Regions from separate parts of the Homo sapiens genome. Here region 1 is linked to region 2. A link is a contact called in ENCODE Hi-C or POLR2A ChIA-PET data. All regions are on one chromosome and are shown on one strand. The core of a region is the stretch at or near the end of the contact, and the rest is flanking DNA. Distances in the headings are between cores, read along the strand shown. Region 1 has its middle 37 kb from the start of LINC02487. Region 2 holds the start of LINC02538 (long intergenic non-protein coding RNA 2538).

Region 1 (4,501 bases), core at 1,495-3,994, 55 kb after region 2:
AAATGCAGCTGAAGCTAGGCAGAGACAATCTCCTGAAGGTCTGCAGCTGTCACACGAAAGTGTCAATTGAATGCAGGCACCGGGAAGAAGCAACTTTCCAAACAGATAAAAAGGGCTTCCAATAAACTCGCAGGTAGTGGGCAAGTGAGCCTGGGTGTGAGCAAAGAGACAACATGGCGGAGTCTGACCTTCCCGGGACACTCACCGGAAGAGGGAAGAAGGCCTCGGATGGGCATGCGTCCCACTTCTAGCCCACTGCGCACGCTCACTTCCCAAGCGTGAGGAGGGTTCTGCGCAGGCGGGCAGCCCACCCTCAGGGAAGAGTCACGGGAAAGGGGCTCAGAACGCCGGAGGTGGACCAGCGTATAAAATCCTAGGGACCAAGGTTAAACACCGCCCTTGACCTTCACGGTACCTGCTTGGATCTCTTCCGAATGTACTTTCTTTCCTGCTCTAAGGCTTTGTAATAAACTTCCACTCCTGCTCTGAAACTTGCCTCGGTCTTTTTCTGCCTTATGCCCCTCCTTCGAATTATTTCTTCTAAGGAGGCAAGAATTGAGGTTGCTGCGGACCCGTGCGGATTCGCTGCCAGTAACTCGGACACCTTCCACCCCTAACACACGGACACAATGGGCCTGCAACCACAATTCTCCTCCTGGCATTCAGTTGCACAAGCCACTAAAGTCTTCCCTTCTTGAGCTAGTTGGAGTTGGCTGCTGTGTCTTGTGCCCACGCTGACTAACACTGCTCCTTGTGCAGCAGCCAGAAGCAGAGCTGGCACCTGCACCAAGCCCGGCCCTCTGTGCCCAAGATTGCCGCCTCTCCCAGGGGGCACTTGGTTATTTGACCCCCTCCTCACCCCACGGGCTCTGTTACCCAGTGAACTATGTTTAATCAATGGATAATTTGCATTCACAGCTTTTCTTCATCAGCCTTTCTAAACTAATTCAATGAGTCCTTTAGCGGCACAGGCTCAGATCGCGGAACACACCAGCGGACTCGCCGTAGCCAGATGAAGCCGGCCATGGCGGCCTCGATCCCGCAGCTCTGCGGGCAGCTCTGGGGCTGCCGAGTCAGCAGGGGGACTCCCCCCACCTCCCGCTCTGTGGCTTGCTGTCCCCCTGACCTCACTGGCCCATTGTCCCCACTGTATCACAGCCTCCTCCAAGAGCACCCGCCTCTTCCCGTACCTCACTCTGGGAGTTGGTCCAGGGCTAACTTCTATCCCTGCCTCCTGCTTCCTCCCTGCCTGGTCTCCTCTCGCCCCTCTTGAACTTCCTTCTAAGGGCTGCTGAGTCTCAAGTCAGTAACACTCGGCCCCATCCCTGCAAGGAGCTTCAGCCTCACACGCACTCTTGCTACCTAACCATCCTCTCAAGCAGCCCATGATGCTGCAGATTCCACCAGGTCAAAACCGAACCCATCATCATCCATGACCCCAAGTACCTTCCGCCTGTGCCAGGTGTGTTGTCCTAAACCGTTTTGTTGCTAGAAGCAGAGGACATCCCTAACTCACCTTCTCCTTCACCATCCAACCCGATCAGTGGTCAAGTTTTATCACTTCTGCATCTTCACTATTTAAATGCATTAACTTGTCTTTATTCCCATAGCCACTGTAGGGAATGATCTCTACCACCTCTCACCTGAGTTCCTGTCTCTCCACCTCTCGCCTGAGTTCCTGTCTCTCCACCTCTCGCCTGAGTTCCTGTCTCTCCACCATCTCTCACCTGAGTTCCTGTCTCTCCACCTCTCGCCTGAGTTCCTGTCTCTCCACCATCTCTCACCTGAGTTCCTGTCTCTCCACCTCTCGCCTGAGTTCCTGTCTCTCCACCATCTCTCACCTGAGTTCCTGTCTCTCCACCTCTCGCCTGAGTTCCTGTCTCTCCACCATCTCTCACCTGAGTTCCTGTCTCTCCACCTCTCGCCTGAGTTCCTATCTCTCCACCATCTCTCACCTGAGTTCCTGTCTCTCCACCTCTCGCCTGAGTTCCTGTCTCTCCACCATCTCTCACCTGAGTTCCTGTCTCTCCACCTCTCGCCTGAGTTCCTGTCTCTCCACCATCTCTCACTTGAGTTCCTGTCTCTCCACCTCTCGCCTGAGTTCCTATCTCTCCACCATCTCTCACTTGAGTTCCTGTCTCTCCACCTCTCGCCTGAGTTCCTGTCTCTCCAACTCTCACCTGAATTCCTGTCTCTCCATCATCTCTCACCTGAGTTCCTGTCTCTCCACCTCTCGCCTGAGTTCCTGTCTCTCCACCTCTCGCCTGAGTTCCTGTCTTTCCACCATCTCTCACCTGAGTTCCTGTCTCTCCACCTCTCGCCTGAGTTCCTGTCTCTCCAACTCTCACCTGAGTTCCTGTCTCTCCACCTCTCGCCTGAGTTCCTGTCTTTCCACCATCTCTCACCTGAGTTCCTGTCTCTCCACCTCTCGCCTGAGTTCCTGTCTCTCCAACTCTCACCTGAGTTCCTGTCTCTCCAACTCTCACCTGAATTCCTGTCTCTCCATCATCTCTCACCTGAGTTCCTGTCTCTCCACCTCTCACCTGAGTTCCTGTCTCTCCACACCCTCACCTGAGTTTCCTGTGTCACCTGTTGTAACAGCCCTCTCTTAAGAGGTCAGCTGGTTAGGAAGCTCCAGTGTGAAAACCGTCCATAGGCATTGGTGGTTCACGGGACATTTTCCTTGGCAGAAACTTCAGTTTTACTGAGAACTGAGCTGGAAATGTACGTGTAAGCACAAGAGGCCTCCCAGAGCATTTGACCCAAATCCAGCACCAGTGTTGCATCCTCTTGCTGTAAAATAGGACATTTTTTCAAAAGGAGTGTGAAGTAAGTATTGATTCACAAAGTGCCCTGAAGTCCTTGGATACTCCTGTCCCTGAATTCCCTCCGTGGATTCCCCACCCCGTCTCTCAGTGTTTGGACAAGCGTGGGTTTTCTGACCAAACATTCTAAACAATGGCCTAAATTCATCCCTGAGAGGCTGGCATTCAGCCTTCTGTTTTCAATCTTTTTGAACTCAACTGTGTACTTGGACTGAGATTTTACATTGTGCAACTTCCTGACAGTAACGTGCCATTACCCTGGGGGGTAAAGGGCTATTTAAGTCCAGACTCAGCCATTCCCACCAGCCACAACAGAGCCAGACCTCTCCGTGCCCCGGGAGGGTGCCCTGAACTCAAAATGTCCCTTGGCGATTGGGTTTAATAACAGCATTTTCAAAGGCACTCCCCAGTCCACCATGGAATGTGGAGGCTGCCTCCTCTCCTGCCTCCGCTTTGCGGCACAGCTGTGGCTCTGGGTCCCACATGACTGCACAAAGTCAATGCCAAGGGCGTGACCAGGGTGCCCGAGACCTCACTGTGGTCTGGGTGGAGCCCCAGCACTCAGGGTGCAGCTGCGCAAAGATTGCAGGCGCCTCTCCTGGGGCCTGAGCTTGTAAGTGTCCTTTGGATGTTGGGATGGGACACCTGACTCCTCAGTAGGGCACAAGGGGCCACTGTAGGAATAAAACTCAGAAAATCCCCCTGTTCACACTCAGCAACAGCCAAGCCCCCTTCAGTGTGATGCTGTGGGTGCTGACCTACAAATCCTCACCCAGACACCTGCCACCCCGGACCCCACAGAATGGGCAGGACGAAGATCCTCCTGGTTTGGGGCGAGGAAGTGACACCCTGGTCCCAGGACATCTCCAGGGTCCTCTGTCAGATACACACCCTCACCAAGCTGGCAAATAGGATGTGTCCCCATTTCACAGATGAGGAAAGTGGAGCCCAGAGAGCTTCCACGACTTTCCCAGGGTTGCAACAGAGCGAGGAGGGTCAAAAGGAGGATGGAATGGGCATGGCCCCCAGCCCGTCCTTGACCACCAGTTCCTTCCTCTGTCTCCAGTTCCAAAGGGGTCATCACAGAGCACTTTGAAACCCCAGGGCTTCCCCCACCGACCTCCCCCACTGACCTCCGCCGCTGACTTCCCCTGCTGACCTCTGCCACTGACCTCCCCCTCTGACCTCTGCCGCTGACCTCCACCGCTGACCTCCCCCGCTGACCTTCCGCCGACCTCTGCCGCTGACCTCCCCCTCTGACCTCCGCCATTGACCTTCCCTGCTGACCTCCACCGCAGACCTCCCCCGCTGACCTCTGCCGCTGACGTCCCCCACTGACCTCCCCCTCTGACCTCCGCCACTGACCTCCGCAGCTGACATCCCCCGCTGACCTCCCCCGCTGACCTCCGCCACTGACCTCTGCCACTGAACTCCACTGCTGACCTCCCCCACTGGCCTCTGCCGCTGACCTCTGCCGCTGCCCTCCCCCGCTGACCTCCCCCGCTGACCTCCCCCACTGACCTCTGCTGCTGACCTCTGCTGCTGCCCTCCCCCGCTGACCTTCCCCACTGACCTCCCCCACTGACCTCTGCCACTGACCTCTGCTGCTGACCTCCCCTGCTGACCTCTGCTGCTGACTTCTGCCACTGACCTCTGCCGCTGACCTCTGCTGCTGA
Region 2 (4,591 bases), core at 501-3,000:
AAATCGTCATCATGTGTGCACCGTACACTCCCTTCTGACTCTGGGGGCCTGGGCGCCTGCTTAGTGCAGCCTTAAATTTTTTACGTACCAGTAAAAATACTGCATGTAAGATTCTGTTCCTAGGAGGATAAAGGGATGGCCAGAGCTGGCTAAGCGGAGTCTCGACGGACTAAAGGTATGGGAAAATGAAGACGTGGACCTACCACGTTCTCTTCTACCTGGAACTTAGGATTTGTAAATTGCATTTAGATGTCATTTGTCACATTGGTAGGCTGTGACTTAATACACTCACAAAGAGGATTTTTCCAAGTATTTAAACTGTGTAGATGCTGCAAAAAATCAGACTGAGGCAAAGCCCTGCAGCCAACCCCAGCAGCAAGAGGTGAGGACCCCCTGTCTGTCCTGGGCCCCACTCAGGCACTATCCTCATCTCTTAGAATAGTTTGTTACCTTTTCTTTCCTGAAGCCTCATCAAATGCAACTTTTTCTATGGCATTCAACGGACTTTAAAGCAAAGATTACAGAGAAATTCTTATGCAAGTCAGAAAATCTGCTTATTATGGGTTTGATAAACCAAATTGTGTTACCTGTTTATAGACATAGATTTCTATCAGCCAGACGTGTGCACAGCACAGCACAAACCATAGCCACCCCCGTCGAAGTCTCTTTCTGTGCATTTCCCAGCCACGCCCCCAGCTTGGGCCCCTGGGGTCACCTCCCACTCCGGCTAGAAAGAGAGAAGGAGACAGTGAATTCCTCGGAAGCCGCTCGCCCTGCACCCAAGCGGGACTTGCACCACAAGCAGCCCCAGGAAAAAACTCTCCATTTCTTTCTCGTGGAGGCTCCAGAAGAAAAGCTGCGCATTTACCCGGCGCATTCTAACCGCCTTTGAGGTTCCCTCCGGCAGCCATGGGAGCCGTGGTGGGGCAAAGCCTGGGCTGGGAGACGCTGCAAGGCTCTGGGGAGCAGTGAGGCGCCGCGCCAGCTCCTCCGTTCCCGTCATAGCCTCACACGGGCTTCGCTGGACACGTCCAGGACGCAGCGCCGGTGGGCACCAGGCGTTGAGCGCCTGCCCCGCGTCTGTGCTAAGACCTCCCTTTGCATTATTGCATTTATTCCAACGATGGGGTGAGGTAGGTATTCTTATTTCCATTGCCAGAGTGAAACACTGAGGCTCATCCAGGGGCCGGTGTGGAAATCAGGGCTCAGCCCTGGGCCCCTGCTGCTTGGAGCCGGTGCGGTGGCCACCGTGACCTCACGCTTTCCCTGCCAGTCGCTCTCCGCCGCATCCCGGCCTCCCGCCCCGCCCCCGGCCGCTTTCCAGGGACTGAAGCCCGAGTTGGTGCTGCGTGTCCCCGCGGGGATTATTTTCAAACAGCTCCTCCTGCCCTGGCTCCCACAGCGCGGCCCCAGGCAGCTGCACCACTTTCTCCTCTCACCAATTAAAGCCGAATCCAGGGCTCCTTAGCATATGAATTGAGGCGCATCGGAGCCCTCACTGCTGGGCCAGCCCCTCCCGGGCTCCTCCGGTTCCGGGAGGTCCACAGCCCAGCAGCAGCTGCCCCTGCACGTTGTCCCCTCCGTCCAGCATCCCGGGGCCGAGGAGACAGTGCCCCTGGCCGGGGGCTGCGCTGGCTTCAACTTCCCATGGGCAAAACGGGGTCCCGGGTCAGTGTTCACAGAGGGTCTCAAACCCTGCAGGACCCTGAAATTGTCTGGGATCCACACCAGTCGGAAGAAAAAAAGAATAGAAAACGCAGGGATTCACCTCCTCTGCAGGCACCCTCATGCCGAACACTAAACAGGATGATGTTGAAAAGGATTTGGAGATTTATGCAGGTCACGAGCTTGAGGAATTTTTCCATTGAATGCACCATGCCTTGGGTTTCCCGTTTCCCACTGAAAATCCCATGGCTGACACTTTTTTTATATCATTACCTTGGGAGATGAAGAAAAACTCATCTGTTAGGGCAGCTCTGTGAATGCAGATGCTTTGGGTTGTTTTGAATGAATGACTGAATGTTCTGAAATAAAGCAGGAAGGTGCCTGCGGGATAATGACTGGTTTCGCAACTCTTGGCCGGGAGTCTAGACCCCTCTGATAATCAATAGAAATGGATGTATATTAAATTTAGCAATAGAAAAAGTATAGATAGTTGAGTATGCTACATTATTTTCCTATAAATTAACCCGTTACCACAGTCTTTAATTATCTTCCCCTTGCGAGGCATAAAGAAGAGACTGCTTGAGGATGGAGGGTTTTTTGTGGTCTGAGGTCTGCAGACTGGCCAAGTATTCCAATATTAATTACCACCCATCCTGGCCGTAGGCTCACCCCGCTGACCTGAGCAGACCTGGTGAAGCAAGCCACAACTTCTGCTGGAAATTGCTCCACTCTTCCATTAAGTGAGGATTAGAAAGCCCTTTGTGAGAATTTTGCCCAGAGTCTAAGTTGAGCACTTTGTCACTTGCACGCTTCATTTTCCAGCATACCGTTCGCTCAGCTCAGTGTCTATCCAGGCACTGAAGGTTCGGATGCAAGCACTCTCCAGCGTAGGGGCTGACCAAGTGAAATGCACACTGAGCAACCGTGCAGCTCCAGGTCCTGGCGGCTCTTCACAACCAGACATTCTCCCTGGAGACCCTAAGCTCCTCTTCCTCTGTTGGGGGAGCACAAAATACCCTATAAGGGCTGCTTTGCTGCCTCTGGCACTTTCTTCATCAGGGGAGTTACATCCAGATGTAGCTGACAGGTCAGGGCCCCTTCTCCTCCACCATGTCTCAGGGTTATCTTTTCCAAATGGAGGAAGTCAAGGGTATGCAGGCGCTCCAGTTTCCCTGCCTTACCCTACATATCCATAACAGACTTCAACACGAGAACCAGCGTTTCGGATGTGTCTAGCAGAGTGCCAAAGTCAGGCTGGAGTGTGCCCTGAAAGTCAGGGCCTTCTGAGGGACACAGACACGGTTTGTCTCCAAGGGGGCTGTGTGTAAGGCAAATGCTGAGGCCTACAACCATGTGTTCTGAGACGGTGGCCATTACAGAAACAGGCAGTCCCCAGACAGAAGCACAAAGGGCAATCTCAAGGAATCAAGATCTGTAGGCAGGGACCCACACTGAACAATCTGGACAAAGCTAATGCAGAATGAACAGTACCGCCGCTACCCAGCGACAGTCGGGCTGATGTTCTAGGAGAACCACACGCTTCACACAGCAAGGGAGAAATTAGGCCGTATTTTAATCCCTTCCAGCTTCGTCCAGGAGGTGTTGTGATTTGAGTCACTCTCTTCCTCTAACTCCTAGCCCATCCGCAGTAATAAATAACTTTGCAGTGAATGGATGGTTTTCTTAGACCTGGGGGAACAATCCTAGTTTGATAAAGCAGCTCAGGAGCGTGAATGCTGAGGGGCCCGCCTATTAGCTGCCAAGCTCGGTAGCCAGGTCAGGCCCCACTGGAAGGGAAGGGGCAGTTGCCCAGGGTGCCTGAGGAGCAACCTGGCCCCTGTTCTCGGGTGGGAGAAGGAGCACCTGGCACTGACCAGCCCTGGAACTCCGCCTGCTCACTGGACATCACAGCACATGAGCGGGTGCTATGGATGGAATGTTTGAGTCCCCCAAAATTTGTATCTTGAAGCCCTATTTTCCAAGGTGCTGGTATTAGGAAGCGGGGCATTTAGGAGGTGATTAGGTCATGGGGGGCCTTGTGAATGGGATTAGTGCCCTGATAAGAACAGAGATGACCCATCTCTCAGCCATGTGAGGACACAGCAGAAGGTGCCATCCACACACCAGTCTGGAGCCCTCCCAGCCACGGAACTGCCTGGCACTTGGATGTGGGGGTTCCTGCGTCCCAGCCTCACAAGAACTGTGAGAAATCCATTTCTGTTGTTAAAACCACCCAGGCCATTGCATTTTTGTTACAGCAGCCTGAACTGACTAAAACAGCTTGAATAACAGAAATGGCAGGTTAAAAAAAAAAAATCACTGTTCCTGGGCTTGCTCTAGACTAAATAGTTGGGGGAACCTAGGGATTAGGGAAGAGTCTAGAGAAAAGCCGCAGTTCAACGCCTGCCCATCTCCTTGCTTCTAGTGAAGGGGCTCAAGGAATATGACGCTCTTATTTGGGAAGGAATTCTGGGTCATAGAAAAAAATGGGCGGGCCAGTCCAGGAAGCGTGGAGAGAAGACAGTGAAACTGCTCTGTCGAGAACTCAGGAAGTCCCCCAAGAGAGGACGGGGGAGGTGGGAGGTGTGGGGTAGGTGGAGTGAGCCCCAGGGAGGAAGACCACAGTGATCCTTGTGGCAGAAATCCAAACTGTGGGGGTAAAGGAACATGAAAGCAACAATTTCCCCTTATGTCCTGCCCGATGCTATATAGTTGCTTCACAGCAGCCTCTTCACACCAGCCTCTCATCTTCATACCTTCTCTGAGGGTCTTGCTCATGGTGGCTTTGTCAGGAGATGCTCTGGGGGAGGAGGAAGCAGAGCAAAGCCCACCAGTGACACAGAGTGAACCATAAAGGTGAAGACAGTCATGCCCAGAGAACCAGGGATGCAGAAGTTCATGGAAGCTGGAGTTTGGGGCAGGAAGC

What was found. A loop is a pair of places that touch in the nucleus more often than their neighbours do. ChIA-PET counts read pairs that join two places held with the same protein, here RNA polymerase II (POLR2A). Pooled maps may share reads with other maps.
Region 1: a loop to region 2 is called in a map of HepG2, with 7 times the contacts of the local background. The contact joins the enhancer-like site here to the promoter of LINC02538 in region 2. A Hi-C loop is called at or near these places in 5 of 168 maps with a recorded cell type or tissue (CD4-positive, alpha-beta T cell, Caco-2, HepG2 and 2 more) and 5 of 50 pooled maps. POLR2A ChIA-PET finds 5 or more read pairs at or near these places in 6 of 52 experiments (Caco-2, H1, HepG2 and 2 more).

What each region holds. Positions count from the first base shown.
Region 1 is chr6:167,731,152-167,735,652 of GRCh38, forward strand. No RefSeq gene overlaps it. Among named protein-coding and RNA genes, the nearest start is that of LINC02487, 37 kb to the left of the region's middle. Within about 2 kb of position 2,745, at least 8 of the 41 ENCODE cell types and tissues checked have a DNase peak (open chromatin) inside an H3K27ac peak, as active enhancers do; they include breast epithelium, where a contact is called at or near this core.
Region 2 is chr6:167,677,473-167,682,063 of GRCh38, forward strand. LINC02538 (long intergenic non-protein coding RNA 2538) reads right to left here and starts at 1,751. Exons shown (of 3, transcript NR_117091.1): 1 at 1,440-1,751; 2 at 588-727. It overlaps LOC124901465 (a long non-coding RNA gene), which reads left to right and starts at 760. Exons shown (of 2, transcript XR_007059883.1): 1 at 760-1,133. LINC02487 (long intergenic non-protein coding RNA 2487) reads right to left here. Exons shown (of 7, transcript NR_117092.2): 7 at 3,219-4,465.